Linked DNA regions of Mus musculus: region 1 is linked to region 2. A link is a loop called in an ENCODE intact Hi-C map of the cell type or tissue named here. Cell type or tissue: heart. All regions are shown on one strand. Links, peaks and the distances in the headings refer to the core of each region. The heading gives the core; the rest is flanking DNA. Region 1 holds the start of Bcl2l15 (BCLl2-like 15). Region 2 overlaps Ptpn22 (protein tyrosine phosphatase, non-receptor type 22 (lymphoid)).

Evidence for each region. Hi-C counts contacts between places; a loop is a spot of excess contacts. Peaks named below come from ENCODE experiments on the same cell type or tissue, not always from the same donor. Only the 100,000 strongest peaks of a DNase experiment are listed, where the experiment ranks them.
Region 1: it touches region 2 in a loop (3.0-fold over the local background); 10 of 42 quality-filtered maps call a loop at or near these places.

Annotation. Positions count from the first base shown.
Region 1 is chr3:103,821,612-103,838,132 of GRCm38, reverse strand. It overlaps Bcl2l15 (BCLl2-like 15), which reads right to left and starts at 5,437. Exons shown (of 4, transcript NM_001142959.1): 1 at 5,166-5,437; 2 at 4,656-4,777; 3 at 1,863-2,090. The coding sequence starts at 5,301. It overlaps Ap4b1 (adaptor-related protein complex AP-4, beta 1), which reads right to left. Exons shown (of 10, transcript NM_026193.2): 10 at 16,108-16,521. The coding sequence ends at 16,373. In heart, for the core only: CTCF peaks have their summits at 7,279 and 10,410 (motif pointing left); no DNase peak of the experiment used is centred there; H3K27ac peaks cover 390 bases.
Region 2 is chr3:103,880,122-103,896,642 of GRCm38, reverse strand. Ptpn22 (protein tyrosine phosphatase, non-receptor type 22 (lymphoid)) reads right to left here. Exons shown (of 21, transcript NM_008979.2): 11 at 14,507-14,593; 12 at 11,245-11,321; 13 at 10,302-11,116; 14 at 8,048-8,131; 15 at 7,787-7,908; 16 at 6,360-6,387. Among named protein-coding and RNA genes, the nearest start is that of Rsbn1, 26 kb to the left of the region's middle. In heart, for the core only: a CTCF peak has its summit at 8,869 (motif pointing right); no DNase peak of the experiment used is centred there.

The DNA.
Region 1 (16,521 bases), core at 3,466-11,465, 58 kb after region 2:
TTATGGATGGTTGTAAGCCATTGCTGGGAATTGAACTCAGGACCTTTGGAAGAACAGTCTTACCCTCTGAGCCATCTCGCCAGCTCTAGTGTTTACTTTCTAATGAGATCAAGAAAGAATGTGAATTTTGGTGGGTGGAAAAGTGTAGAGATCTTAGAGGAGCTGGAGGAAGAAAAACCAGAATTTGAAATCAGAATATAATGTATGAAAAAAAATCTACTTTCAATAACAAAAATAAATATTTATAAAAGAAAAAAGTGCTGGCAGTGATGGTGCACGCCTTTAATCCCAGCACTCAGGAGGCAGAGGCAGGCGGATTTCTGAGTTCGAGACCAGCCTGGTCTACAGAGTGAGTTCCAGGACAGCCAGGGATATAAAGAGAAACCCTGTCTCAAAACAAAACAAAAAACCCAGAAAAGACATAGATAGATAGATAGACAGACAGACAGACAGATTGATAAAGGCTTAGCATGCTGCCTACAGTCAACTCTACAATAGATGAGATAAACTAGTTTTTTCTATTGAAAAACAATTGTTTTTAATACAATGTATTTTGAACATGTTTTCTCCTTCCCCAATTCCTCCCAGATCCTTTCCATCCCTACCGACTGACCCAGCTTTATCTTCTTTATCTGTCTCTGTCTTTGTCTCTCTCTTTAAAAAACAAAAACCAAGTACACTCTCTCCTTCACACACACACACACACACACACACACACACACACACACACACATACATGCACACACACCCCACACAAAAACACAACAATAGAAGCCAAAATATCTGAGTAAAAGACCAGTCAGAGAAAAAAATGCCTAAAGAAACAAAATGAGACTTATACTCTATAAAAATACTATTGAGTTTGTTTTGTATTGCCCATCTACTCCTGGGCATGGGGACTACCTTCAAGTGTGATTCTCAGTGAGACTCCATTGGAAAAAAATAAATTTTACTTTGCCAGCAGGTACCAATTCCAATTAGCTTCTTGGTTAGGGGTTGGAGCCTGTGTCCACTTTCCTGTCTCAGTGCTGGGATTACACTTGCCTTGAACCCATGCACGTGGTCACAGTCACTGTGAATTCATATGTGCATCAGTCCTGTTGTGTCTGAAAGACTCTGTTTCACAAACTGTTTTCTTTTTTTGTTAGGTAATAATAAGGTTATTCTGGAGGCTAGGAAATGGCTTACCAGAAGCACAAGCATGAAGATATGAGTTCAAATCCCCAGAGCACATATAAAGCTGGATGTGGTAGTGGACATCTCTAATCCCAGTGCTCCTACATCAGCATGGGAGGCAGAGACACTATTCCCAGGAGCTCATGGGCCAGCAAGCCTCATATGCAGTGGAACTACAAAGAGACTCTGTATCAAACATAGTGAGAAGCTAGGACTGACATCCAAGGTTGTTCTCTGGCCTCCACATATAAGCTGTGGCAGGCACATGCCTGAACTCAAAAGCATATGCATGTATATATCACAGACCACACACATGCACACACGTGTCCACTCCCGTGCCCGCGTCCACACACACACATACACACACACACGATTACTCTAAATGTCCTCAATACATATTAAAGATGTCAAGAAATAAAGATTCAGAAATTCACCAGGAAGCAGATAAAGTCAGGCTGAGATTAGAACTGTACCACAACACACTTATAGCTGATTATGTAGATATGGTAGAGATTATTTTATGGCCAGCAGTCAACACTTCAGGCAGCAGTCTAATCCTCACAGGCTGAGCTTCTATTTCCTTTTTCCATAGCAATTTACTAAAACGTTCATAATTAAGAGTCCTACTTATTAAAGCCAGAAGAGCACAAATGCCTAGCAAAGCATGGGACTTAACAGATGCTTACCCATCCTCCCTGGCCCTGGATAAACTCGCGGATGGCTGTGTTCCCGTTGATCATGCCCGTCACGTAGTTAGCCACCTGTCTTGCCACGTTTGGAGCCTTACGGACCACATATTCAAGAAGTTTTACTGATACTGCCAAAAAGGCTCGTTCAAAAACTAAAGTAGGATCCTGAGTGCACCAGGTTCTGCTGAGAGACTGTACTGTGTCGTTGAGTACAGTACTTCCTGCCTGAGGAGGGAGACAGGCTCTGTTAGTTATGACTCAAACAGTACCAGAGGCTGCAAGTCTCAGACGTGCTCAGAGGTGGCAAATGGACCACTGGCAGCATGGGGTGATATTAGAGGGCAGATGGACAAATCTCATCTTAATATTCTGTTATTTTGATATGAGAAAAACATTAAATCACCTACAGAGTTCATACTTTCAGGTATTATTGGCTAGGGGGAACTACTTATTTTGAAAGAAAGCTATTAAGCACATGGCAGCGAGCAAGTCAGGCTTATGAAGGGATTGCTCCATGATTAGGAAATGCATAACAAAGTCTTATGTTAAATAACAATAAAACGTCTTTTCTTCTTTTTCCCCTCTCAAATAAACTGGTACAACAGCTGTTAGATGGGGTCAAGGTGGATCTTTGAGGCATAAAGGGGCCCAGTCCTGTCAGAGCAGAAGGTTAAGTCCTAAAACTTACTTAATGTGTGTGTGTCTGTGCATGCGCACGCATGCCATAGTGCGTATGTGTTAGTCAGAGGACAGCTTACAGGAGGTAATTCTTTCCTTTCACATGTGTATCCTGAGGGCTGAACTCAAGCTCACAGCAGTCAGCAGTCTACTCACTGGCCCTCGAGTTTTTAAGTATTAAAACTGAAAGAAACCACAGTTCCCTGGAGAATAACTGATTCCCAGCTAGTGTAAGGTCTTCTGCTAGAAAGTGAGCAAATTGGAAACATGACAAACAGACACAGTTCTTTCAACAAGACAGGACAAACTCAAGTTTGTTCATGGATATTAAAGATTTCCCATAATCTTCAAATGTCAAGGCCATAAAATATAAGAAAAGACTAAGGGACCAATACAGACCAAAGGAGACTAGGATACCTAACTAAATGCCACCCATGAAACTGGCCTAGGTATTTTTGGCTTTGGGTATAATATAAATTATATTGTTGGGATAAGTGACAAAAATTGAGTGAACAGTAAGGATTCAGTACTACTGTGTCACTGTTCATTTCTTACTTGAAGGAAATATAAAAGCATTGCAGAGTAAGGAACTGTCCTGTTAACTATTCTCAAATGTCTGGAGAAGTTCTCTATACCATATTTCCAACTTGAGTTTGAAATTGTTTCAAATGTCTTTCTCCATCCAGGGTTGTTGGTTTGTTATTGTGTTGGGGTTGTTGTTGTTGTTGTTGTCCAAAATATAGAAGAAAAAAGTAGACCCAACTCTTAGCCACTTATGGCAGCCTCAAGGCCAGTAGCTAGAAGTAAGCTTCTGTCTGAATGTGAGGCAGACACATCCGCTAAACTGTCCACTGGGAAGAATAAAGTGTGCTTGTAAGTAAGTCTGGGCTCAAAACCTAGCTTCAACATTTTTTGTTGTTGTTGTTGCTGTTGTTGTTAAGATTTATTTATTGTATGTGAGTACACTGTAGCTGTAGTCAGTCGCACTAGAAGAGGGTGTCAGATCTCATTACGGATGGTTGTGAGCCACCATGTGGATGCTTGGGATTTGAACTCAGGACCTTCAGAAGAGCAGTCAGTGCTCTTAACCGCTGAGCCATCTCTCCAGTCCTATCTTCAACATTTATAGAGTATGTTTCTTACTTGTTTCCTTATGACTTTATTTCTTTTATGTTCTTAAATGGTATGGAATCAGGAAGTACACCCTGCAGGCCTACTGTGTGTAAGGCACGATTCAAAATTAGTGAATACTGCTGGGAAGAGAGCAGGCTTGATATTTGCGTATGGTCTCATATGCTGATTCAGAGATTCTAGGAGTAGCAGTTTCTATAATGATTTACACACAAGTATAATGATTAAACAATGAAATAATGGCAAGTAATAAGTACTTGCTGCTGTTGATATAATCAGCAACATCTGCTGGAAGATGGTTTTATTATCTTCAGGCTAATACAAAGTCCAAGTGCTATTGCCAGTAATCAGAGTTCTGATGAGAAGCCAGCAAGCTCCTTTAAGAGGTTAACTCTAATTGCATCAGATTTCTAAACTATGCAATATTTCTGAATCTTACTGCTAGACCCTGGGATAAGGGGAAGAGCCCACTCCCAACAAAATTAAGCACTAAAAATATGAATAATGGAATAAAGATACTAGCCACACTAGCCTGGTGACCCGAGTTCAATCTCTTAAACCTACACAAAGGTGGAAAGGGAGAATTCCACAATATTGTCCTCTGGCTTCCACAGACATGCAGTGGCACATGTGTCCCCCTCCCCACATCATACAGTAATAGTAATAATTAATAATAACAAATATACATAAAAGATTATTTTCAAAGAATAGTTAACTATGAACATGATCTATGCACACAAAGGGCAGCTCTGATAAAGATGAGTTCCTTCTATAGTACTGGGTTTTTATTAATGTCTGAAGAATTAGCAATCACATTTCCCTCTATAGCTTCTTGAACAAACATATACCTCCAAATCCTCACAGAATATTTCTATTTTTAGTATACAGAAACAGGGAAGGAAGGAAGGAAGGAAGGAGGGAGGAAATTAAAGCTTGAAATAGAATAGAACAGCAAACAACATTAAAAAGCAAAAATCTGACCTGTCCTCCAATGGTTACCGCAATGATATTATTGGCAGAAGCTTCCAGCTCTCCATTGAACTGATCACCCAGTATTCGAAGGCGGCCAACAATGATAGCCACATCAAAAGAGTAATCCTCTCCTAAGACAGGGAAAACATGTTCACCATGTTGAAGGAACGGAAAGTCTCCTGAATCCCAGCAAAACAGAAATGTTCTATAGTTGGTCCCCCCCCACCCCCCACCCCACCCCCCACCCCCGAGAGAGAGGGTTTCTCTAGGTACCCCTTGCTGTCTACTCACTCTGTAGACCAGGCTAGCCTCTGCTACTTTTGCAATTCTTTTAAACAGTTTTGTCATTGTCTATTCTCAGTAGTAGCAGTCATATAATCTTCTCTATTGAGAAGATCCTTTATTTCAAATGTTGCTAAAAGTTTAGGACTCGCTTTTTAAAGCTTGAGAGGAACTAGAGGAAGCAGACTCTGGTTCTATTACCCACCTGTAATCACCACCTCAGATTAGGAGCCTTACCTGAGCATGGTTCATCTGCACCCGATAGGTTCCGGTTAGCAGCGTGGGATAGTGGGGTCCTGAAGTCTTTGAGTAGAGAATTCACGATGCATTCTGTTTGCTCCTCAAAAGTCCGAGGGTTTTTCATTTTAGACATTCTCCACAAAGCTTAGCAGGAAGTTAGAGAACCTGGCAAACCAGTTGTGGCTGCCTACCTCTTATTGCTTCCTAATTGGATATGTCCTAAAATAGTTCCCATTAACTTTCCAAATGAAACTGCTCAAAGGGGATGACAAAGACTTTGCAGTTCCTTATCTCAGAACCACACCCTTGCCAGTATGTAAGAGTAATGGATAGCTCTTACAGATAAACTATCTATAGCTGAAATAAACTGAAGAGGTAAGTTGAGCAATTGTAATGAATTGAAGAAGGTTCTCTTGAGTAATTTAAGAAATACTTCCTGCTAGGTTCTGTAACTGATGTAATTTCAAGGGAGGTGAGATACCAGAGGTCAACTTCTGACTTGGGCATCCCTTTGGCACAATTAGACAAATTATTTACTGAACATTTGTATGTAGAAGACTATACTTGGCACTATAGACAACACAGAAAATGACACAGGCATGGCTCCTTGTGAAGTGTACATTTCAGCAGAAATGGCAGCTACTGACAAATCACAGAGCTTCTTGTGCCCTTGAGATACGGTGGATGAGGAGAGGACAAAAGCCAATAGGCTGGGGAAGCTGCCTTACAGTAGTGACATCTGAGGCTAGGGATTTATTAGGCAAAACTAACATAAAATAAAATAAGTAAAGGACTAAGACTCGTGGAAGGCTGGCAAAGATAAAGGCCAGGACAGTGGAGGAAAAACCCTGGTTGGGCATTTGAGTAATTAAAGTAACAAGATATTTCAAAGGGAAATTATACAAATTAAGATAACACTATCTGAAATGATCTGACAATGTCTGGTATGTGGCAAATGGTAAATATCCTTTGTTTAGCTCAAAGCTTAGTAATCAGGAAACCGTGATTCATTCTTTAACAAGAAGTTTGTCCTGAAGTATTAAACTTCATTATTGTTTTTAGGAGAACTCAGGCTTGAACACTCGCCTGCAGTGGCTGCCTGATCTACAGAGTGAGTTCCAGAACAGCCAGGGCTGCACAGAGAAACCCTGTCTCAAAAACACAGAAAATAAGATTTGAAAATATTTCTCTTTTGCCCAGATTCCCATTCCTTCAAGCACAGCGGTGCCCTATTCTCAAATCTGGGCTTGGCTTCATTAATAAGGCAGCCTCTAGCTGGAGAGACTTTGTGGTCTGGGTCTCAGATACATCATTCTAACCTACCAGCAAACCTAACACCCACATTTCTCTTTTCCAGTAAAATAAACAGCTTCAATTGTAACAGTAAGAAATTCAAGCATCAACAGTAGGTCAGTTATTCAGAATGGGATTTCTATCCTGCAACATAGTCAGAAGCAATATTCTATTTTCTGCCCATTCTAAATGAATGAATGAATGAACAAAAGAACAAATATAGACAGACAGATAGACGGATGCCACACCCACTCGAGTGAAGTCTGCGTGACAGGCCTGAAGGCTTGGACGCCTGAAGGCTTGGACGCCGTCCTGAGGCAAAGAGTTTCACGGAAACTCAGGCTCCTGGAACCTTGGCAGGAATGCTCCAAACCTGTCCCTGCATTAGTCAGTGAATGGGTCTGTGTATGTTCTTTCAGTATTTTATTATAGGTGCCTCCAAGAAATGATTTTACTAAAACCTAAATCAGGTTGAACTCTACTGTCTGGCCTTCACCAATGTCCTAGGCAGTCCTTTAGCTGACCCTGGGCTTGGAATTTTTTAAGAATGATATTCATCCAGAGGAAATGCCCCAGTGCTGACAGTCAGTAATCAGGCATCTCAGTTTGCCAGATCAGAGCTAGTATTCTCAGGGCTAGTTCAAAATAGTAAACTTAGAATTCTCATTGCAGACATGAATGGCAGCCTACATTACATAATAGTAGAAGGGTTGTGGTTTTAGGAGGAACTGAAGTATTGTATTATTCATGAAAGGGTTAGTAGGACGGAATTCCCCTGCTGCATATTTTTCACTAGGCCCAGAGGAATATGTTATTCCTCTGGTATTAGGTATTTACTAAGGGACCCCTGGTGGTGGGTTTAACAATAGACTAGCATTGCATCAGACCATTCATCTGATCTTAGATAGGGCTGTTCCTATCTCAGATACATTGCCTGGCTCCCACCATCTTTTTATGTATGCATTTTCTTTGTTTTGTGTAAAGAACCATTATACATCTCGATGTACCTTGGCTGTTGTATCACTTAGCTTTCTTGTTTTTCTTCTGTATTCTAAGTCTGGTGCTCGATTTGAGAAATTCCATTCAGATACAACACTCCCTTTTGTTCGAGTCTGTTTGTCACCTCTTCGTCGACTCCTGCCCACCTGTACGGGGACTCTGATTCTCCCTCGGAGTGAGGAGCCAACTGAGGTCAGTCCACGGCAGATAGGTAGATAGATTAAAAACAAACAAACAAACAAACAAAACAACACCCTTTAGAATGGCCAAGATCCAGAATGGAGCACCACCTAATGCTGCAGAGGGTGTAAAGTGACAGGACTCTCATTACTCTTTGTGGGAGTGTGAAATAGTACAGACACTTTGAGAGAGTTTGTCAGTTTCTTTATGAAAAAACAACAACAACAACAACAAAAAACAACAACAAAAGAAAGCTATAGTATTTGTATTACCATACAATACAGAAGTTGCATTCCCTGGCTTTAATCTAAAATGAAAAATTATGTACAAACAAAAACTTGTTTGTGGATGTTTATGAAAGCTTTGCTTATTTTTGAGGTAGGTTCTCATGTAGCCTGGGCTGGCCTCTAAGATACTATGTAACCAACAATTACCTTACTCTTTTATCCTACCTTCTCTACTTCCCCAAATGCCAGAATTGTGTCTACCACCATCTCTGGTTTATTGGTGGGAAGCCACCCAGAATTTCACACAGACTATGCAACTGAGTTACACTCCCATCCATGTTGATGGAAGTTTCAGTGGAAGGATGGATAAATCAGCCTCAATACATCCAGACAATGATTCAGCCTTAAAATGATGAGCAGATTAGTCACGAAAAGAAAGGAGGAATTTAGCTGGGCAGTGGTGGTGCACGCCTTTAATCCCAGCACTTGGGAGGCAGAGACAGGCGGATTTCTGTAGCCTGGTCTACAGAGTGAGTTCTAGGACAGCCAAGGCTACACAGAAAAACCTTGTCTTGAAAAGCCAAAAAAAGGAAGGAAGGAAGAAAGGAAGGAAGGAGGGAGGGAGGGAGGGAGGGAGGGAGGGAGGGAGGGAAGAAAGAAAGAAAGAAAGAAAGAAAGAAAGAAAGAAAGAAAGAAAGAAAGAAAGAAAGAAAGAAAGAAAGAAAGAAAGAAAGAAAAACGAACTTTAAGTAACTGGACTTTCCCTACATAACTGAAGAGTAAGTTCAGCTATTTCAGCTATTGTAACAAGTGTTCCACTCTGGACCGGGATGTTAACAATGCACCTGGTATTCTCAACATCCCACACTGGGTTAGGCCCTCCCACACCAATCATTAATCAAGAAAACAACTCACAGACATGCCCACTGGCATCTGATGGAGGTAATTCCTCTGTTGAAGTTTCCTCATCGCAAATGACTCTAGTTTGTGTCAGGTTGACAAAACCTACCCAGGACAGTGAGTTACCACTAAGTTATTTCCATACCTTTAACATCAGACAATCCCTCACGGTTTCAGTATTTGAATCAGTGAACGTTGGCTTTGAAATGTGGAGAATAGATATGAAAGTTACCAGCACACTGTGGGTCTAAGTTTCTGACTAAGAAAAACTAACTCACTGAACTTTTTTCTTGTGTTAAGTGTATTAATAAATTAGTATACAAAGTTGACTAAAAGAACTTTGTTCTGAGTCCTTTACTTAACAGAGAGAGGAAGTGGGGAGAGGGAGAGAAAGAGCAACAGTAAAGCACACATACACCCTTAGGGGAAACTCTAGGACAGAATTCCCTTCACAGTAAAGCCAGCCATTAAAAATGGGAGGATTTTTTTTTTTAATTTTCTTCATTTACATTTCAAATGCTATCTCAAAAGTCCCCTATACCCGCCTCCCCCCACCGCCCTGCTCCCCTACCCACTCACTCCCACTTCTTGGCCCTGGCGTTCCCCTGTATTGGGGCATATAAAGTTTGCAAGACCAAGGGGCCTCTCTTCCTAATGATAGCTGACTAGGCCATCTTCTGCTACATATGCAGCTAGAGACACGAGCTCTGGAGTACTGGTTAGTTCATATTGTTGTTCCACCTATAGGACTGCAGATCCCCCCAGCTCCTTGGGTACTTTCTCTAGCTCCTCCATTGGGGACCCTGTGTTCCATCCTATAGCTGACTGCGAGCATCCACTTCTGTATTTGCCAGGCACTGGCATAGCCTCACAAGAGACAGCTATATCAGGGTCCTTGCATCAAAATCTTGCTGGCATTTTCAATAGTGTCTGCTTTTGGTGGCTGATTATGGGATGGACCCCCGGGTGGGGCAGTCTCTGGATGGTCCATCCTTTCGTCTTAGCTCTAAACTTTGTCTTTGTTACTCCTTCCATGGGTATTTTATTCCCTACTCTAGGGAGGAATGAAGTATTCACGAGTTGGTCTTCCTTCTTGATTTTCTTGTGTTTTGCAAATTGTATCTTGGGTATTCTAGGTTTCTGGGCTAATATCCACTTATCAGTGAGTGCATATCAAGTTCTTCTTTTGTGATTGGGTTACCTCACTCAAGATGATATCCTCCAGATATATCCATTTGCCTAAGAATTTCATATATTCATTGTTTTTAATAGCTGAGTACTCCATTGTGTAAATGTACCACATTCTCTGTATCCATTCCTCTGTTGAGGGACATCTGGGTTCTTTCCAGCTTCTGCCTATTATAAATAAGGCTGATATGAACATAGTGGAGTATGTGTCCTTATTACCAGTTGGAACATCTTCTGGGTATATGCTCAGGAGAGGTAAAATGTGAGGATTCTATTGGATACATTTATGACACACTCCCAAAAAGGTACTAAGTACAAAACTGGGGGCTGGAGAGGTAGCTCAATAGTTAAAAGCACTTGATGCTCTTGAGGAGGCTACACTTTCAGGTCCCACCACCCACTTGGTGACTTACAGTCCAGCCCTAGGTGATCTGATGCCCTCTTCTGGTTTCTGCAGGTACCAAGCACATATGCATTGCACATATATAAACCCAAGCAGAACATTCATAGCCATTAAATAAAAATAAATCTGTCTTTAAAAGAAAAAAATGTGTTAAAACAAAACAAGTTCACACATTAGAAATGGCAGAATCATTTTTTTGTTTTTGTTTTTTTGGGTTTTTTTGAGACAGATTTTTTTTTCTGTGTAGGCCTTGCTGTCCTGGAACTCCCTCTGCAGAGAACTTGGCCTTGAATTCTTTAGTGCTGGGATAAAGGCATGTGCTGGGTTAGAATAAAAATTTTAAATTAGGTCTGTGTTTGGACAGATGGCTTAGCAGTTAGGAGTGTTTTTTCTTGCTCTTGTAGAGGACTCAGTGTCAGTTCCCAGCACTCACACGGCAGCTAACAAGCATCTATAACTCCAGCTTCAGAGGATTAGACAGCCTCTGCTGACCTCCATGGGTCCTGTGTAAACATGGTGCACACCATACACAAGAGTTAATCTTTTTATTATTTTTATGTATATGAGTATTTTGCCTGCATGTGTGGCTGCAGCATGTGCATGTCCAGTGCCTGAGGAGGCCAGAGGATGAGGATGCCAGATCTTCTGGAACTGGAATTAATAAATTAATAAATCTTCCAAAATAAAAGTAGCAGAATAGAAATTTGAGGGGCCAGAGAAATGGCTCAGTGGTTAAGAGCACTGGCTGCTATTCCAGAGGTCCTGGGTTCAATTCCCAGCACTGCACGGCAGTTTACAGCTGTCTGTAACTCATATTTCAGGGGATCCAACACCCTCACACAGACATATATACAGGCAAAAAAAAAAAACCCATAAGTTAAAAAAATTGAAATCAGGTTTGTCTAGAGAGATGACTCAGACAAGTACCTGCTGCATAGCCATGAGAGCCTGAGTCTGGATCCCTAGCACAGATATAAACTGCTGGGTGTGGCATGCACCTGTCATCCCAGCCCCGGAGAAGCAGAAACAAAGGTGATCACTGTGGCTTGCTGGCCAGTCAGTTTGGATGAATCAGTAAGCTCTAGGTTCTGTGAGAGACTGGTTTAAAACAATAAGATGGAGAACAATTGAGGTAGACATCTAATATTGACTACTGACCTACACATTATGCACAAATATGCATATGCACTTGCACACACAGTAATTAATAAAAATTAAAGTCTGTCTTACCTCAGACACAAGCTTTTCTCACAATAGTAAACCAACCAAGTACCTTTCCACTTCACTGCTGATATACTTATGGGTAAATGCTATCTTTGGAATATAATCTCAGCTTCTTTGGATTATCTTGTATAAGTGATATTGTAAAACAATACAGAGAGTATAGGGCCTCGGGGATATTGTGGAATATGCATTCCACATGCCTTATTTACTCCATTGGCCCTTTAATGCAAACCATCCCTTCCCCCAAGCCTGTTTCCCTTCATCCTTGCAGCCCTAATTCCATCCTCCCATTTCCCACTGGAAAACAAGGAGGCCTTAACGCTTCCACTGATACTTGGTTCTTCTTTTGTTTTCTTCTGCCACTCTAACCGTAACGACTGACATCAGTCTCCTCAAAGCCTATCCCTTTACAGTAGTGGTTCTCAATCTTCCTAATGTTGCAAACCTTTAATACAGTTCCTCATGTTGCAGACCCCCAACCATAAAATTATTTCATTGCTTCTTCATAACTCTAATTTTGCTACTGTTATGAGTCATAATGTAAATATCTGTGTTTTCCAAAGGTCTTAGGTGACCCCTGTGAAAAGATCATTTGACTACCAAGGAGGCTGTGAGCCACAGGTTGAGAACCACTGCACTGTAGCATCCTGGCCCAAAGCCTATGTTCTTTCATCTCTAACACCAAGTGTATATGGGTGAATCCTCAGGTGCAGGTTCTTTCAATATAGAAACCTCTAACTAAGAAAATAAGTCATATTTCCTCTCTCTCCCACACACCTAGCTGAGAAAAAAGTAATTAGAACCCCCATCCAGACAGAGGAACAGAGAGATATTTGATATCACTGGTTCATAGCAATAAATTATGGTCAATTAACATACAAATGTTTGCCTCTGTAATGTTTTTCAGGCGTTCTCATTTACATGAGTTAAGTAATGCTTCTCCATCAACTAAAGCTAAAATTGGGCCATTGTTCTTAGAAGATAGTATCAGGTGCCCTCAGGATTTAAAAAGATAAGCAAGCAGCTATTGGTAATATATCATTAAGCCACATACTCATAGACGCTAAACAGAGCGCCTAAGGTGAAGAATATTAGGAATAAGTTCATGCTTATTAATAAGACATGAACGTTGGTCATGATGCTATATATCAAGATCTTGTTTCCAAAAACCAAGATAAATAAATAATAAAAGTGCATCTTCCAAAAGCAATTTCCAAGGGTGAGGAAGATGGCTCAGAGGTTAAGAGCACTTTGTTCTCTGCAGAGGACCTGGGTTTGATTCCCAACACAAGTTGGGATCAGCGTAGTAACATTATGGGTGAGCCATGCTTATTTTCTTAGGTTGATATTTCAGTTTCAGTTTTTAATTTTTGTTTGTTTGTTTGTTTTTGTTTTTCGAGACAGGGTTTCTCTGTATAGCTCTGGCTGTCCTGGAACTCACTTTATAGACCAGGCTGGCCTCGAACTCAGAAATACGCCTGCCTCTGCCTCCTGAGAGCTGGGATTAAAGGCGTGCGTCACCACGCCCGGTTTTAATTTTTTTTAAGTCAACCAATTTGCTGAATCTTCATACCTGCATCCTACATCTTCAGATACTCTAAACTGACAGAACTGTACTTTTAGAAGTTTCTTCGGCACCTACATAGACAATTCGTACTTTAAATGAATAAAATACAGAGAAAAGTCATTCTCCTACTTTTTTTTTAAAGCTCTTCTACTTCCTTTGGCAATTCCAGGAGATATATAATCTAAATGAGCGGTCTCTCAAATAGGGGCCCCGTTGCCCAATCAGGTAATTCTTCAACTGTGATTTTCCTTTTCCAGGTACATCAAGTTGACAACCAAGATTAGCTACCATTTCTCCCAAAAGTCTATATTGCCACTTTTAAGAAATCCTGGGGCTGGAGAAATGGCTCAGCAGTTAAGAGCACTGACTGCTGTTCCAGAGGACATGAGTTCAATTCCCATCTGTAATGGGGTCCAATGCCCTCTTCTGGTGTGTCTGAAGACAGCTACACTGTACTCATATAAATAAAAATAAAATAAATAAGTCTTTAAAAAAAAGAAAAGAAAAAGAAATCCTGGCCCACCAGGAGTGATGGCATACACCTTTATTCCTAGCACTCTGAAGGCAGAGGCAGATGGTGTATCTCTGAGTTCCAGGCCAGCCTGGTCTACATAGTGACTTTGAGGGAAGCCAGAGCTACATAGTAAACTGTCTCAAAAAATAACCAAAACAAAAGAAAAAGAAAAAGAAATTCCTGGCCTAGGTGGAATTCCATTACTTTCTGAATAGTTAATAGAATATAATAAAACATACTTCAAACATCAAACACAGAATATGACTAGTCTAGGGACCAGCAAGATGGTCCAGTGAGTAAAGCTGTTTGCTGCCAAGCCTGATGTTCAATTCTTGTTACCCACAGAGTGGAAGGCAAGAATTGACTTCCATAAGTTGTCTTAAATTTTATAAACACATACCCTGGCACTCATACACACCCATACATATATGCACAAAATAAATATTTTTAAGAAGACCTAATTCTTCTAATTACTTTTTAATTATTAATTACTAGTACCAATTACTACTAATTCTAATTCAGTCTAGTTACTTATAGCTATTCATTCAATAATATTTACTAAGAAATATTATGGTGAATATATTATAGAGACATAAGGAAAAGAAGACCTTCATACCTTCACTGCCCTTTCTGATGGCAAGGCTGGAAAGATGGCTGAGTGGTTAAAGGCAATTACTACCAATGCTCAAGACACACAGAACCCATCAGAAAATTGTCCTCTGACCTCCACACAGTACCATGCCATGGTCCATGTGCATGTACATACACATACACGCACACCCCTAATGTAGTAAGAAATTACAAACAACTGTGATGACAAAGCAATGCTTCCCTTCATTCTGCCTGACAAATCACTTATAAAGCCAATTCTGAAGCTAATGTGTCAGCCTTATGCTCTGAACATCTGTCTATGTCTCCATCCCGAGCCACGTGGGATTAACTGATGTTTCATTTTCCCCTTTCTGGATCGTTTGGTCTCCTGGCTTGCTGTCTTTCTGTTGCATTATAGCATTAGTGGTATCACTGCATAAAACACAGCCAAGCATAAATAAAATAAGAACTGAGCACAAGCAATAAGAAACCACGGCAGTAAAACTGCTAGAAGTATGCCTAGCAGCTTTGTTTTCTTACACTTGTTATATTTGAGGGAGAGGGGTGTGCACACACTTGACATGGCACATGAGTGGAGGTTAGACAATGGCCGTTGGGAGCCAGTTCTCTCCTGAGGATTGATTTCAGGTTGTCAGGCTTGTTATAGCTGCTTTACCCACGAAGCCATCATGCCAGATCATTTAAAAACAACTTTGCATGCAGTGGAACATACTTTGTGAACACCCGTGGCATACATGTGGCTGAGTATCAGAGAATAACATGTGGAAGTTGGTTCTCTCCTTCAATATGGGTCAGTGATATCCAACTCAGGTTTGCAAGCTCGGCAGCAAGCACCTTACCTGCTAAGTCAGGCCCCTTTTTTTCTTGACAGTGTCCTATGTATCCTAAATTGGCCTCAAATATCTTATTGTAGCTGATACTGACCTTGAACTTCTAACCACCCTACTTCCACCTCCTCCCGAGCACTAAGATTACAGGCATGTACCACTATACTCCATTTTATGTTGTGGTGTAAATTGAACCCAGGGCCTGTGCATGCTGATCAAGTCACTACCAACTGAGTCACATCTTCAGCCTCTGCATGGCAGCTTTGACAGCTTGAATAAAGATCCCGAATGAAGGCAGTGAGTCTCACAGGAAAACACCCTAAAAGAGCTCACAACGAAGAAAAGCACCCCGTGTTGAGGCATGAGAGTGAGGAACTCTTGTAGCCAAGAGACAGATGTTAAGGCCTGGGTACGAAAGAGCACTCAGAGAACTGCAACAGGCCAGTTATTAGTTTTCTTCTTTGGTCCACCACTTTGTCAGAATAAAGTGCTTCAGGGGTGTGAGCCATGACACTGAAAAGGTACTTTAGATGATACACAGGGACTTTTGTATTCTAACCTAAAAAGCATGCCTGGAAATGCAAAAATAGTTTGTTCAAGAAAAAGACTCAAAGTCTTTTTCTCACAGTCAACTATTGGATGGAGCACAGGGCCCCTAATGAAGGAGCTGGAGAAAGTACCCAAGGAGCTGAAGGGGTCTGCAACCCTATAGGAGGAACAATAAGAACTAACCCGTAACCCCCCACCCCCGCCCGAGCTGTGTCTCTAGCTGCACATGTAGCAGAAAATGGCCTAGTCGGCCATCAATGGGAGGAGAAGCCGTTGGTATTGCGAAGATCATATGCCCCAGTACAGGGGAATGCCAGGGCCAGGAAACAGGAGTGGGTGGGCTGGGAAGCAGGGCAGGGGGAGGGTATAGGGGGCTTGAGGATAATATTTGAAATGTAAGTGAAGAAAATATCTAATAAAATAAAATGCCTTTAAAAAGTGACGACAGGCACCAACTTCCACAAATGCCAGGTATATTTAATAAATATTACAACCGCTAAAATGATCAGAGAAGTGTCCCCAGCCTATCTTCACCCCATTCTTATCTACTAATATGACAGTATACATTCTCCTTTTAAAATGGGATCAATTCCTGACAGGCTTGAAAAGAACAACGTAAACTTTGGGTAAACATAAGAGCTGGGTTCCCAGACCTCCCACTCTCTTTTGAAGTTAATATGTGGACTTACAAGCAGCTTTTTAAGACAATGAAGGAACTCTGTTAAGATTTTATGTCTCCAACTGTTCCAATCACAGTTTCCAGGACAGAAACAAAACCATGCAGGGATTCAGTCCTTGCCTTACTTTGCTTCACAGAGATTTGCATCTCTGAGTTCTCAGGCTTCAGTAGCAATTCAGCTAAGAAAAGGC
Region 2 (16,521 bases), core at 4,206-12,205:
TGAGGAAGTTTCTGGACTGTTAGTTGGGAGGAAAGACTAAGCCATTGACTGGCATCCAAGACTGAATAAAGAGGAGAAATGAACTGAACACCAGCCTTCCTCTTTCTCTGCTCCCTGGTTGTGCTGTGAGCTTCTTCATGCCTCTATTACCATCCTAGCTAGATTGCACGGTCAATAGTCTGCATCATAGTGAGAGATTGTACATGGTACTGTGGTACTTTCAATGAAAATGGACCCCAGAGCCCCATAGACAGAGGCACTATTAGGAGGGATGGACTTGTTGGAGTAGGTGTGGCTTTGGGGGAGGAAGTGGTCTCAGATCCCCAAGCCAAGCCCAGTGTCGCACTCTCTTCCTGCTGTCTGCCAATTCAGATGTAGAACTCTCAGCCCTTTCTCCAGCACCATGTCTACCTGTATACCACCATGCTCTCCACCATGATGATAATGGACTAAAGCTCTGAACTCTTAAGTCAGCCCCAGTTAATGCTTTCCTTTTTAAGAGTTGCCACGGTCATGGTGTCTCTTCACAGCACTTGAAACCAAGACAGTGGTAGGCTCCACTCTCAAATCATGAGTAGGAATCAACCTTTCCCCATGAACTTGATTTTGTCAGGCGTTTTTCTCATAGCAGTGTGAAAAATAATTCAGAAACTATTAGTACTGAGACGTGGGCCATTGCTGTGATAAACTTGGCCATGTTGCTTGTAGGCCTTTGGAATGTCTTTAAAGGTAAAGGGTAGAGGAATGGGTAACCCCCTGCTGGAAAGCCCTAGAATGCCATCGGCAGAATTTAATGGACCTATCTCTGGGAGTCTGAAAGGTAAAATTCAGAGAGAAATATGGGCAGCAAAGACCTCACTCAGAAGCTTCGGGGGCAAGTAAGGACGCTGTAGGAAACTCGAGGAGAAACCATGTGGTTTATATCCTGGCCACAGACATGTCTGCACTCTGCCTGTGCTCTGGATGCAGGCGTGATGGGCTAGTTTGTTAGCAGAGGAAATTCAAGAGAGAATAGTGCTGGGGTAGGGGCATGGCCACTGCTCTCTCTCACTCAGGTCTACAGTTTAGGTAAACAGTAAAGCAAAAAGAAACATGCAGTTCGGCAAGGGCAACGGTGTGGATAAGCTTAACATTATAGACCAGGCAGCTTTAAGAACTGCTGTAACTCTTACATAGAGTGGTGTCATTAAAAAGAAACTTGAAACTGAGAAGACAGCTTAGTTGGTAAAATACTTAGCCTGCATGCATGTGACTCTGGCTTTAACCCCCAGAACCCACATAAGAAAGCAAGTGTGGAGGTATGAGAATGAAGAGGCAGAGACAGGAGGATCCTTGAGGTGTCCTCAACAGCAAGTCATACCCACATTGGCATGCTGCAGTGACAGAACCTATCTCAAAAGGCAGGGTGGAAGCTATGTACATGGACACACACACACACACACACATGGAACTTGGGGATGTACATTGGGACAACAGGAAAAGCATCCTGAGAACAAGACCCCACCCATTAAAGGCTCCATCTTGTTAAAATGAAAGTTCACACCCACACACACAAAAAAAAAATCCTTCAAACTCATGTAAATGGAGGGAGCCTACTTTGAAAACTCAAGAAGTTCACCACCCAAAAGCTGGTGCCTAAAAAGGTGTGTTCCAGCCAGGCAGTGGTGGTGCATGCCTTTAATTCCAGCACTTGGGAGGCAGAGGCAGGTGGGTTTCTGAGTTTGAGGCCAGCCTGGTCTACATAGTGAGTTCCAGGACAGCCAGGGCTACACAGAGAAATCCTGTCTTGACCCCCCCCTCCAAAAACAAACAAACAAACAAACAAACAAACAAAAAAGGTGTGTTCCTAGGGTCACTGGAAGATATACAGAGATGGATGCAACTGTGGTCCAAAGAGGCCAGCCACCATTTCAAGGTGGCAATAGAATTTGGCAGCAATAGCCACGTGATCCTGGCTCTATAGGTATGAATAAAGTTTTGGGTTGTAGTTACAGAGAGCCACTAAGGCCAGACATTGTGTGTCAGATTCCATGTGAGCGGCCACTGTGTAAAGCTGTAGCAATAGAGCCTAACTTAAAGTGAAGCATGTCAGGACCATGAGAGGCCTGCTGAGAAAAGCTGCATGCAAAAGTAGATCTCACCCAAGAGCGGGAATGCATGTGCTGCAGGCAGCAGAGCTGGAGAGCAGGGGCTACCCAAGCCCTTTGGAGCCCGGACGATTCTACCATGAGCTGTAAATGCTGGCTATGGAGCTGCAGGATGCGGTGTTTCCCCTGCTGGGTTTCAGTCTTGATTCCACCCTATCTTTTCTTGTTATGTCCCCATTCCTCCATTTTGGAACAAGAATATTCTTTCCTGTTGTATATTTCACAGTGTATAATGTAAAAGTCTATATATTATAGCGGCCTAGAATTAAGAGTGCCTATGTCTCAACAAAGACTCTGAACTTACTATTATAAAGAGTATTAGAACTGTTAAAAGACCATGGGAACATTCTGGGGAGGGTATGGGTTTGATCAAGGAATTGGACCCTAAATGTGGGAACTTTGAAGTTAGACTTAATGTATTTTGCCTTATGAGATGGGCATGAGCCTATTGAGATAAGGAGGGGAAGGAATATGTCTTCAAAGTGATGTTTAGGTGTCCAGGTGACACGGGGTTGAACTGTGATAATTGGTCTTGACTGTCAACTTGATGGTATTTAGAGTCCCTGTGGAAAGGAATTGCTGGCATGCCTGTCAAAGAATGGTGAGCTAACTGAGGGATGCTGGGGGCCAGGAGTTACCTCACAAACCATGGACACTGATCTCAGGGAGCATACATACTGGTCAACCAGGGCCATGGTCCAGATTCGGGAACTGAACCATGACCCTGAGTTAAGATTCTACAAGGTTTTTAAGCCGAAAATCCACAAACATCTGTGCCAAGTTATTTCACCAATACAGATAGGGGATTTCCTTAGGAGCGTTTGTTGTACGTTTATCCTGTTTCCATTGGTTGGGGTATTCAATTGTGGCAGGGGACTTGCCTTGTCTAATATTCTTGTCCTAACTTGTCTACCAGGATGAGACTTGTCTAATATTCATGTCTTAACTTGCCTACCAGGATGTCAGCTACCCATGTACATGTCTCTTCCTGCCAAGTAGGATGTCAGTTTCCACAGAGATCTTGGGAACTTAAACTTTACTTGACCACTACTCAAAATGGAAGTCTTATTCCAAATAGTTTCTTATATTGGTGCAGGTGTCTCTTTTATGTTGGGGTCCATCCCAGGGGCAGCTTATACCATAAAAGTTTCCATACAGGTACAGGAAGTGCTGTTAGGTAGTTGGTTTGGCTCCAAGCTTATTGTGGGTAACTATATAACACAGTTCTATTTACTTTTAGCATGGTTGGTTTCCAAGGACACAGAACATAACAGAATATGTAATCAATCTTAGCATTAGAAAGTTCCTTGGTAACAGCAGAAACATATAAGAAAGTTTCCTGATAATGGTAAGCTAGCCAAGTAGCTGTTACCTAGGCCTTAACAGGGGGAAATACTCTAACTGTGGTATGCATTATTCCATGTGCTAGCGTTACAGATTGAAAAAAAAAAAAGGAAAGAGCTAGCTGAGTACATAGCTGAGCACCCCAGCTACCTTCCTCCGTTTCCTGACTGCAGATGCAACACAGGTAACCACGGTCTTTATGCCTCTGCTGCATTAGCTGTCACAATGGTCCACACCTGCCCTCAAAACACAAGCCGGGATTAACCTTTCCTTTCCTAAATTGCTTCTGACAATTATGTTTGTCACAGCAATGACATGCCCCAGAGCGTCAGGATTACAGGCATGCACCACTGGAGCCAGGCTCCATACTGTTTTAAATAAGGGCTGCATTAGGTTACAGCTCCACTAACAGTGTGCAGGGGTTGCCTTTTCTATAGATTCTCTCCTGCATTTATCTTTGTATTTTATTTATTATTATTGGAGGAGTGTGGTGTATGCCACTGCATGTATGTCGAGGTCAGCAAACAGCCTTGTGACTAACTTCTCCTTGTACGCTTGTGCTGCTTTGGGGGATCAGGCAGGAGGATCAGGCAAGTGCTTTCACATGTTGAGCCATTTTCTAGGCCCTATGCTTTTTCTTTTCATTTTATATGCATAGTTTATATGCATGTATGTGTGTGGATCATATGTGTATAGTGCCCACAGACAACAAAAGTGGGCATCAGCCCCCATGGAGCTGTAATTACAGATGTTTGTGAGCCACCATGCAGATGCTGGGAATTGAACCTGGGTTCTCTTGGAAGAGTAACCCGTGAGATTAACCCTGGAGTGTTACAGGACATTTGATCACACTTGTGAACCTGGAGATTGTGTTGTTAACTGGAAAAACCTATTTCAAATTGGGGTGTAGCTCAGCCTTAGCACACACCTTTAATCACAAAGTGAGTTTGTGTAAGAAAGCAACTGTGATTGAAAGTGATGTCTAATTGAGAGGCAGACAAAGGGACAGAGAAATAGTTAACAGAATAGAATATGCCCAACTCTTATGACAAGAGAGAGGATAGAGAGGCAATATAAGAGAGGGCAGTGCAGAGGGGGGTTGGGAAGGAGAGGGGGTAAGGAAGGGAGGAGAGGGCAGGGGAGGGGATGAGAGGAGAGGGAGGCAGTTTTACTGGGAGAGTTTTACAGAGACAGGTTGAAGAGAGAACAACCTAGACTCAGGTGAAGACAGAATGAGCCAGAGTTTATTCAGCAGTAAGCCTCGGGGGCTGAAAACATTCCAGGTCTGGATTAGATTGGATGAGGCCGGAAGCTTCCAGGACCAGGCCTAGGTTAGCAGACAGAGGCAGTAAACCTCAGAGATGGCAATCTAATTCACATGAATAAAAGGTAATTTACACCTCTCCAGCTCTGCGCTCTCCCCTCAAAGACAGTCTCTCTGTGTAGCTCTGATTGTCCTGGAACTCATTCTCTATGTGCGTGTGTTTGTGTGTGTATATGTGTATAGTATGAAATATTATATACATTGTATGTATATTGCTGTTAATTATTTTTGTTTTCCTTAAACATTTTGGTCACTATCCATAACACCCCATTTTAAAATTCAAGTTACTAAGACCAGGCATGGTGGTGCACGCCTTTGCTCCCAACACTCAGAAGGCAGAAGCAAGCAGATCCCTGAGTTCAAGGCCAGCCTGGTCTACAAAGCAAGCTCCAGGACAGCCAGAACTACACAGAGAAACCCTGTCTAGAAAACACACACACGCTAAAGAAAAAAGAAAAAAGAAAAAAGAAAATAAGATCTGAGTCTCTAAAGTAATGTTGAGCACAACTGTGCATGTCAGATGCATAAAACACAAAGATTTTCTAAGTTAAAGGCAAAGACTGTTGCCTTTGCTGTGTGAGGATACTTATTTAAAATAATTTCACTTGTCTATTCTACTTTTGTTTCCTTGTAGTTTTGTTGTTGTTGTTGTTGGGTTTTTGTTTGTTTTGTTTTAATGTCTTGTTCAAAAAAGTCCTCACCAATTCCAAAATCCTGAAGTGTTTCTTCTGGTCATTTCATAGTTTCAGGTCTTCTAATTAAATCTTTAGTAGATGTTGGGCTGTTTTTGCGACTGGTAAGAGGTAGGAGCCCACCTTTGTTATACATGTGGATACCAAATTTTCACAGAGTCATTTGTTGAAAATTCTATCCATTTCCAGGTGGTGGTGGCGCATGACTTTAATGCCAGCACTTGGGAGGCAGAGGCAGGCGAATTTCTGAGTTCGAGGCCAGCCAGCCTGGTCTACAGAGTGAGTTCCAGGACAGCCAGGACTACACAGAGAAACCCTGTCTCAAAAAAAAACAAAAAACAAAAAAGAAAGAAAGGAAGAAAGCAAGAAAGAAAGAAAGAAAAAGAGAAAAAGAAAAAGAAAGAAAGTCTTATCCATTCTCCCATGTATGTTCATAGCATCTTTATCAAAAGTCAGTTGACTATAGAAGCACATGTGGGTTTGCTTCTGAGATATTTCTTCTGTTCTTCTGTTTTGTGTGTCCCTTTTTACGTGTAGTTTTTATGTAGTGTAGTTTGCTGCTTTTTTGTTCATTTGTTTGTTTGGTTTGATTTGGTTTTTTTTTATACAATATTGTTTTAACTATTTGAATTTTAAAATATTCTATCTGAAATAATGTTTTTTTAAAGGACCTTGCCCTTACTTTGCCCATGACAGAACAAACATTGTTAGTTTGAGAAAACCAAAAATGAATCAAGATAGCAAAGCTATTACAAGCATCATGAATCTTCCTGAACTGAATTCCTAACAAGCCGTTCTTACAACACACGTCCTTAGGACTAAATGTCATCGAAAGTCAAGAGAAGTCTTTACCTGATTTGGGACTTCGGAGTTTCACATTCTAAATAGGAAAAAAGTGAAAGAGTAATATGTACAAACACAATACAAGCTTGAAGCAATAAATAACATTTTTAAAAATTAAGTGACAGCCATATTTCTTAATTCATAACTGTGCTGAACTATAAAAAGGAACCCTTAACTCTTACAGTGATCTTCATACTTTTATATCATATGGAAATTAGTTCTAAATTGATCTCCTTCTGAATTATTTATTTCATAATTTAGAACATTGCCATAAAATTTTATTTGGAGATAAGTTGTTGAAATTGTAATTCCTTTATGATACTGAAAAGGGCTAATTGTTCTTCACTATGTGAGTTAATAAAAAGACCATTATGTGTGTGCATACTATTAATAATAATTGTAACAACATTATGTTAACATTGTAATTTTCCAGCATTACAATTATAGGAGATATTTCTTTAATTTAGTACTGGGGAATAAAGCTAGAGTCTTACAGAGCTCGACAATTTGCTTAGCACTAAGCCACACCCACAGTCTTGTAGAAACTTCTAAATGACTGATTTTCTGTTCTCTGAAACCAATGTACATACTTATATAGTTGGTTCAAAGAATATATAGAAATGTAGAACAGATTATCAGGAGCACAGATTTTTCTTCTAGAATGAGGAAACATTATTCCAAGTGGTTTAAGTAATATGTGTATGTCATTAAAAGTTGTTGTTTGTGATTTCACTGCTAAGATGATGGGCCCATGAAGTGGCTACAGCGAATCATCATCTGCTTATGAAACAGTTGATTTGCTTTAACTGCCTTTTAGGCTCAAGGTTTTCTCTTTCACTGGGTTTTTCTGATTACTTCCAACCTAAAAAAGCTCCCATGTCCTTTTGGGTCTCTGTATCTTTCATGTATGTATCATTGATATATGGTCTTCCTAAAATAAACATAAAGATTCATATACACATCCTGTACTTCCAATGTAAGTTTCTCTTTTTTTTTTTGCAATATTTGCCTTTATTTTTTAAAAGAATTTATATTTTTCTTAAGAGTAAGAAATGTGCCTTGCACGTCTTTCCCATCCCCCACAGCCTCTACCATGTTGTTTTACGTTAGGGTCTACTTAATAATTATTGAATGGCAGCTGTCCAAATGAAGAGAAGGGTCTGGAGAGATAGCGCAGCAGTTAGAGCACTTGTTGCTCTGGCAGGAGACCTGGGTTCCGTTCCCAGCACTCACATGGTGGCTCACAACCATCCCCAAATCCAGTTCCAGAGGATCCCATGCCCTCTTTTGACTTCTGCAGGCACAGATACACATGTATACATACAAGCAAAACATTCTAACACCTAAAATAAAATAAATATGTCTAAACAATTAAGTGTGTAGAATAAAACTACAGTCAGTTGAATACAAATGAGTTGAGTCAGAAAAGGACAAACCTTGCTTGGTGTAAACCCTACAGAGTCATGGCTCTTCATTTCAGATGTCCCACTGCATTCTGGTGATGCTCCAAATGTTACCACCAGAGGTAAGGATTCGGTAACACGTGGTGAGGGCTCTCCTGCGAGAAAGCAGGTATGGCCAGTTCTTAGGAAGGAGGTTATATTTAAAGGAGGCAGATGGATGCGCAGCAGCAGCACATAGAACACTGAAGGGACCTGAGAAGGGACACACACTTCATACTTACTGACTGTACTCACCGGCTTCCTCAACCACAATAAAAGACTCGGGTGTCCGTTCAGGGAGTGGCGGGGGGATTTCATCATCTGTCCTCCGAGAAGGAGCTAACCAAGTAATAGAAATGTAATCGCAATGTTTTATAAGAATAAAGAAGATTCTTGCATTCTAATCTCATCCTAAGTATAAATTTAACAGATTTGCATTTGCTTACTCTAGGCAAAAGAATAAATTAGTCTGTAGGTAAATTTTTTTATTCTTTGAAATTCTTTGCTGGATGTAAAGATTTAAGTGTGCCCCCACATTCTGATGGAGTTGCTATTAGGGCGGTTTGGATTATCTTCTACATAACTCTTTCCTTTTGTTTTCCATTGAATTCACAATAGGACATTTTCATCAGCTAAACATTTATTTATGCAGGAGATATTTTTAAAAATCTTTTTTTTTTTTTTTTTTTTTTTTTTTGCTGGATAGTGCTGGCACATGCCTTTAATTCCAGCACTTGAGAAGCAAAGGCAGGTGGATTGGTTCTTTGAGTTTGAGGCCAGCCAGGTCTACAGAGTGAGTTCCAGAACAGTAAGGGCTACACAGAGAAACCCTGTCTTAAAAAAAAAAAAACAAAAACAAAAACAAAACTAAAAACAAAAGCAAAAGCAAAATATTCTTTCTTCAGTCCACCCAGAACCCAAAATATGAATGTTTGTTACAGAAACAGATATAGTTTATCAAGAAAGAGGGAGAAGCTTCTGGGATTGGAAGTGAACTAGAGCGCTAGGACAGGGTTTTCTGTCTAAGGATACTCAAAATGTGTGAACATTTTACATGCCATTATAAGAAACGGCCACCAGATGGCAGACATGTCAATTTTGCTACATTATGAAAATAACTTTGTTGTTATTTTTGATGCTCTAAGAAATTTAAAGTATTATGGCTATTTATAAAAAGAAAACATCAGATGGTGAAATGACTCAGTGGGTAAAGCCTGAAAACCTGAGTTCTGAAAACCCAGAATCACATGGTAGAACGAGAAACACCTCTCTCTCTCTCTCTCTCTCTCTCTCTCTGTACAAGTCACCTCTGACCTACACACACACACACACACACACACACACACACACACACACACACACCATATACACAGAGAGAAGGAAAGAGAGAAACTAATGCCAGCAGCTGGGAATCTGAAGCAGGACTGCTGTGAGTTGTAGATCAGCCTGACATCTATGAAATCCAGGCCAGCATGGGTAGTAAGACCTTATCTAAATCAAGAAAAGAGAGAAGAAAGAGACGTGTGCTGGGGCTCTAGCTCAGTTACAGAGCTCTTTCCTAGCTGGCTGGATTCAAGCCCTGTGACGTCAAAAAAAAAAAAAAAAAAAAAAAAAGGACAAAAGAAATGACATTTAATAATATAGAACAACAGTTTTCTATTTTTTCTAAGTAAATGCTCTCCACAGATTACCTCAAGATATGCCTAAGAGAATTAAACATGATCTTTGCTTCCTTCATCTTCAACATCAAACTATTAGGGCTGCAGATTCAACTTAAACACCTACCTGACATGCGTGAGGTACTAGGTTCAATCCACTTTACTAAAAAGAAAAGGCAAAGAAACACCCCATAATAACCTCTAATAGTAGGCTCACTATTACTTTCTGACTACTTAGTTAAAACAGTATATTTGCTATATAAAAAAAATTCTAGAATTTTAAGAGATAAATATAAATGTGTTAAAAGATTTTTTAAAAAAATGTCACACGATACTAAACATATTCTCATCGACTTAGACACTGCAAAAGCGCAGGAAATCAGGCCCTATCCTTTCCACTCCTACAGGAAAAGAATTCAATGCTTAGCAATGCATTCAACTCATTACAGATGCATAAGGGTATAACAAATATTACTGGGAGATCGTGCAGTGCTGTTGATCAGTTTGCCCTCTGTACTTGGGAAGCTGCTTCTGCATGCTAAAGGTAACTTATGGGCTTTTGGCAAACAAGTCTGGAATAAGAATTGGCCATGTATGAGGCCTTCCTGTTGGCACAGATGGGTCCCCAGACCTGACTGCCTCCACTACTGTTATCATCAATTTATTTAGTATATCACCAAAACACTCCCAGAACTTCTTCCTCTGCTGCTTCTTCTTCTTTTTTTTTTCTTTTCTTCAAGAAGAAAAAGAAGCAGAGGAAGAGAAGGGCTAGGGTGAGAAGAAACCAAATTATGTAATGGAAACCAGGCAAAGTCCAAAACAAACAAATTAAAAAACAAAAACAAACTTGCCTTCTACAGCTGTCTCTTGGTTTAACGGTGGGGAAAAGCTGGTCAGAGTGTTCATCACTAGGGAGTCGTGTGGGTTGCTATAAAAGAAGGAGGTTGTAGAAGAGGCTGGCAATAGAGCGCCAGGGGAAGTGGCTCCATCCTGTTTCTCAGGCAGATCAAAAGACATCTTCGAATCAGCACTATTCGGAGGGGATGATGAAAAATAAGGATCTTCCGCTAAAGATGTGTACAGATGCACTCTCAAAGCGCCGGGGCTGTGCCGGGGCACACACGACGCATCACAGGCACCAGGCAGTGAATAATTCAGCTCTTCTGAAGAAACATGGGCCACTCTTTGCACCTGCAGCTCCCTGAGACTGTAATGCTCATGCAGCTGAGATTCCAGGCATGAAAAACCGTCTCCCACGGCCAAGTCATTTGTTTTTCTCTGCTGAATCAGTTCAAAGGGAGTTGATTTGGTCCGTTTTACCGGCCCCTTTGAATTGTGATACCTGTCCGCTGTGTTTATGGGCAGAGCACTAGGACACGACCCAAACAACATGGAACCAAAATCCAGACTTTGATACTTCTGAAGGGGCTCTCCCACGACTGGAGAAGCCCTTGCCTGCCCGTTCCTGGTTATGACAGCCTTGTTGTTACACCCGCAGTTTAGCTCTAAACAGTTAAAAGAAGGGCTTGATTTAGCCGAGTGCAAAACCAACTCTTCCTCGGCATTCATCGTAGAAGTCCTAAGGCCAAGGGAAGACCCTCCAGTGCTCTCCGCTTCAGCCCCTTGTTTGCTATGCTGGTTTGTCGTTTTCACATCCCTCATGGCGCTGGAAAGCAAGGAGAGAATGATGACCATACCGAAAAGAGGTCTCTTCGAGTAGCATAGCAACTGGAGCGTGAGATTTCATCCTTTAAGCACAGTGAGTCAGTACTTAGCTAAGCAAAATTTACTCACTTTTTTGGTAAATCCAGAGGACAAGAGTCAGCTTCTACCGTGAGGCTTTGTTCAGGAATTGAGCATTGTGCTTGAATCTTCAAAAGAGATGTCAGAGGTTTTTGTTTGTATGTTTTGTCTTGTCTTGTTTTTCATGAAGCAATGTCAATGAAACATTTTAATAGTTGGAAGACTGGGAAGTAACACCTGTCCCCCACCCCCATATCCCCCACAAGGCACAGGGACCATCACGGAAAAGGGGACAGAAAGATCAGGGAGGACTGGGCTGAAACTGTATTCCGGACATGACAAGACTACTTCATTCAGGACATCAAGCAGTGCTCTTGCCTGTTCAAAACCAAGCCAGTCGACACAAACGTGGATGGGGGGTGGGCTCAATAATACACTCTCTTAACTGAGTTGCTATGGCAGTTGATGGCTTCTGGGGAAGGGAGAGTCAGGGTTTTATTAAGGGTGTAGCCCCTGGTAGGTCAACCTTACTCCAGTGGTTGGCCCCACACCCATAAGTATATTAGCAGCACAAACTAGAGTTGGTGGGTTGCTTTTTAAAGAATAGGACATGAAGTTAGGAAGGGGTAGAGAGATGGGCAGTAGTTCTGGGAAGAATTAGGGAGAAAAGTCAGGGTAAAATGATCAAAACATTTTTAATACATTCTTAAAGAATTAATAAAATGTAGTGTTAAGTATAAATCAATGTTTATTTAGCTTGCATGAGTTGATATAAACTAAATGACATATTTATTTTATAAAGAAAGATCCCAAATGAACAGCATAACTTTACATTTTAAGGAACTAGGTGCAGGGTGGAGGGGGGTGGACTAAAATCAATCTCAAACTTAGCAACAACCAGAAAATATTAATGATTAAAGCAGAGATAAGAGCTGGGCAGTGGTGGTGCACACCTTTGATCCCAGCACTTGGGAGGCAGAGGCAGGTAAATTTCTGAGTTGGAGGCCAGCCTGGGCTACACAGTGAGTTCCAGGACAGCCAGGGCTACACAGAGAAACCCTGTCTTGAAAAAAACCAAATAAATAAATAAAGCAGAGACAAATGAAGTAGAGAAAAGGAAAAATGGATAAGGTGAACAAAACTGATTAGACTTTAGCTACACTAAGGGAAAAAAATTCAAATTATAAATCAAAGGTAAAAATGTAGGAACTGGATAAGTAGTATTTTGGTAAGCACTTAAGCTCAATTCCCAGAATAGGCAAATAATAAACAAACAAACTTGGCAGGGTATAACACACCTGAAATCCCAGTACTAGAGAGCTGGAGACAGGACCCCTGGGGCTTCCTGGTAGCTAGCCTAGCATACTCAGTAACCTGAGGCCCAATGAGAGACTCTGTCTCAAAACAAGGTTTATGGCTTACTGAGGAGTGACACCTGAAGTTGACCTCTGACCTTCACAAGCCTACATGTGCTCACACACATTAACACACTCACACATCTACATATGCTCCTTCACACACAAGATGACAATGTGGAAATTACTAATGATCTGTTAAAATACTATAAACAACTGCATGGAATTACCACATATAGTACATACTAACAAATTGGATAACCTAGATAGAATGGTTCAGATCTTGGAGATACTTACCATATAAAAACTGGCTAAGGAGCAAATAATAAATCTAAGTAGAAATTAACTAGTAAGGCAATTGAATCAATAATGGAAACTAAAGAGTTCCTCCCCGGGTTCAATCCCCAGGACTGAGGTGGAAGGCAGATAGATAATTGTTGGCAAGCAACAGTTCAATGTTAGTAAGAATATAGGAAAACAGCACATGTATATACAGTTGGTGGAAGAATGAACTAGTATAGGTATTATGAAAAATCAAAGTGGTCCCTCAAAAAGTGAAAAACAGAACTACCATATAATTTTTCAGGATTTGTTTATTATAGGGAAGATGAAATTAATGGAGTGTGTTTATGTTTATTGTGGCATTATTCACACTGAACAAATTATGGAGTCAACCTAGGTATCCATCCATAGATGAGTAGATAGAGAAAATGTGGCATGTAGTCACAATGGAATATTATTACCCCCTTTAAAAAGAAGGAAATAATGGCCTGTGAGAGGGCCCGTGTTTAGACCCCCAGAAAGCTCATAAAAACTAAATATGATGGACCTATAACCCCAGTACTGAAGATGAGAACAGGTAGATATATCCAGGGGAGAGAGGGCTTGCTGGCTAGCCAGTCTAATAAAAAATAAAGAGTTGTAATTTCAGTGAGACACTCGTCTCAGAAACATAAGGTGGGAAAGCAATTGAGGAAGACATCTGATGTTAACCTCTAGCCCCTATGTGTATCTGCAGTGGTGAGCACACATGCACAAGTGCAGACTTATTACACATATACACATACACAGTGCTAGGTGCAGTCACACACACACACACACACACACACACACACACACACATGCACAGTGCCCAGCATGGTAATATAGGCTTATAATTTCAGCTTAGGAGGCTCAGTTCAAGGCCAGTCTGGACAACTTAACAAAACCCTGTCTCAAAACTTAGAGGTTGAAAAACAGAGCTTGTGATACATCTCAGTGCTAAAGCAGTTATCTGGCACTCACTCCCAGGCTCTATGTTCGATTCAGAGTATCATTCAAAAGTGATATTTTGTTACTCTTGACAACTTAGATGAACCTGGAGGACATTGCTCTGCGTTAAATAAGCTAAACACACAAAGGCAGAGTAGAGTGCTAGTGATCAGGGAGTAAGACAGAAATTTTGAGACAGTGTTGATCAACAGACACGAAATTTCAGCTAGATAAAAGGATTAAATTCAGGAGTTTTACTATAGAATACAATGACCACAGATAATAATGATGTATTATGTATTAATAAACTATATAGAATATAGATCTTAAGTTATAAGTAAATAAAATAATGAATAGGTTAATCATCTTGGTTTAGTCAGTCCACATGTATACATACCTTAAAACATCATAATGTGCTATATATATTGGTTTTACAGACAGGGTCTTTCTGAGTAGCCCTGACTGTCCTGGCACTCACTCTGTAGACCAGGCTGGCATTGAACTCACAAAATATTAAAATTGGCTTTGTTTTGATTTTTGTTCTTAGAGGCAGGGTCTGACATTCCAATTCAGCTGTGACTATACATAAATCTGGCAAATAATCTGAGAGCCTTTAACCAAAAACATATGGGTAAAAAAAAAAATATATATATATATATACACACACACATATATACACACACATATACATATAATTTAAACATTACCTCTCTTCCAAGGTGATTATCAGAGATAACATCCATGTGCCTCTTAAACAGCTCTAACACAGCACTGTAGACCAGTTCGTACTGTTCCTGGAGAGTATCACAAGCCAGCAGGCAAATGAAGAAAATCAGAACATCAGGTGAGTTACAGAAGCTTATTTCAAAGTGGAAACATCCATCACTAACAACATCCATCTATCACTAAACCCAGGAACGGTGGCTTATGTGTGTGGCCTATGGCGGATGTGTCCATACTGTTAGGCTATGAGGAACACTTATTCTACATCAACTGTGGCTAACACACAAGGATTTTATGGCATGCTTCTTTCCTATGCGAACTCTACTTTTTAACTTATCTTTAACCTCTCTGTTTTCTTTGCTAGCATTTTTTATTGTGTATGTTATCCTAGGTGCATTTTTTTGTAAGTCACCTCTATTTAGGAAAAAATTATCAAGTAGCGGTTAGTATATGAATTGATAGCTTCAATATGTATTCTCTAACTTGGCCTTCACAATTGCTCGATGAAGTAGGAAGGCTATTATACCTGCTTACATTTAGTTTGTCCAAGGCCATTCAGAAGTACTTCCTGGCATGTGGCTTAAAAAACAGAATTGTCTGACTTAGTTTAGTGTATTCAGATCAAGTTTCTGAAACTGTGTAGCAGCAAAGATACAAAAGAAAGGTAAACCACTGGATAAAGGTTGGAAATGAGCGGCTATAGTGATTCAATGCAGAGAAGTGGGACGCCTACTCTTACCATGTGCTACAAGGCTTATGGCTTTTTTACGTCACTTTGGCCTTTCCTTTTCCTAAAGCACTTCCTCAGAAACTTTACAACCCTACTTAAATAAAGCACATTTCAAAGATATTTTTAGCAAGAGAACAATGCAGCGTCTATATCACCCAGCGGAGTGTTGGAATGCTATTATTATTTTTTTAAAGACAGAAAAAGTAGCCAACCACTGTCATTTGCTCCCAGAATTCCAGCACTCAGGAAGCTAAGGCAGGAGGATTGCTGCAACTTCAAGGCCAGCCTAGTCCTCAGTGGTGAATTCTAAGCCAGATGGGGGTACGAAAGTCAGACCTCGTCAGAGAGAGAAAGAGAGGGGGAGACAGAGAGAGACAGAGAGAAACAGAGACAAAGTCTATGAATGAGAATGGGACTCAAACAGGAAGCACCATCTGGCTAGACTGCCATTTTGCAGTGTTGGAATAATCAGCTACAACCATTAGGTTCGTTTAACTAGTCATTAACAATGCTAGATATGAAAGTTTCTCCAGTTACTTTTGAATTCCTAAAACTAGGCCAGAGAGAGATGGGATTTTCTGAAACGGAGTATTGCCTGTAAATTTAATGTTGAAGTCCTATAACAAGGCTGGGTGCTTATTGCCGTGTCTGTGTATTTATAAACTCTGCCTTCCTTCCAAGCCAGCTAAGGCTTCCACTTCACATAAACTTTCCCCTCATAGGTTGAATATAGAAAACACCTACAGACAGCATATGAAAAATTATTTTTTCCATAACCTATTCATGGAAAACCTGTGTGGGCCAAACAGATGCTTTTGTATTAACAGCTCTTCAGTTTCCCCTTCATTCACAACTTGAACATTAAAACATCTAAACTGCCACTGTGAACTGCTTTATCTCTAAAGTTATATGCAAATTCCTTTATAAGGGACTTGAAGCACTTCAGGATCTCCCTACTTAGTATAACTCCTAGAAAAAAATACACAAAATGCCTTGCACATAATAAATATCAATGAAAGACTGAGTGAACGAGTGACTAAATTAAGTTCCATCTTAAAGATGTATAAATGTATACATTTGAGGGAAATTACTGATGTATAAATATGTATGAAACTAAGACTATAGCCAATGAGAGATTTGGGCTTAGAAGAAAAAGGAAGAATATTCCTAGTGCAGTCAACCTGCGTGGTCAATCTAGGGTGGGTTCAAAGTGGTATGACATAATGCCGGCTCGTTGTAGTTCTGGTTTTAGAGCGTGCCTGTAGACAA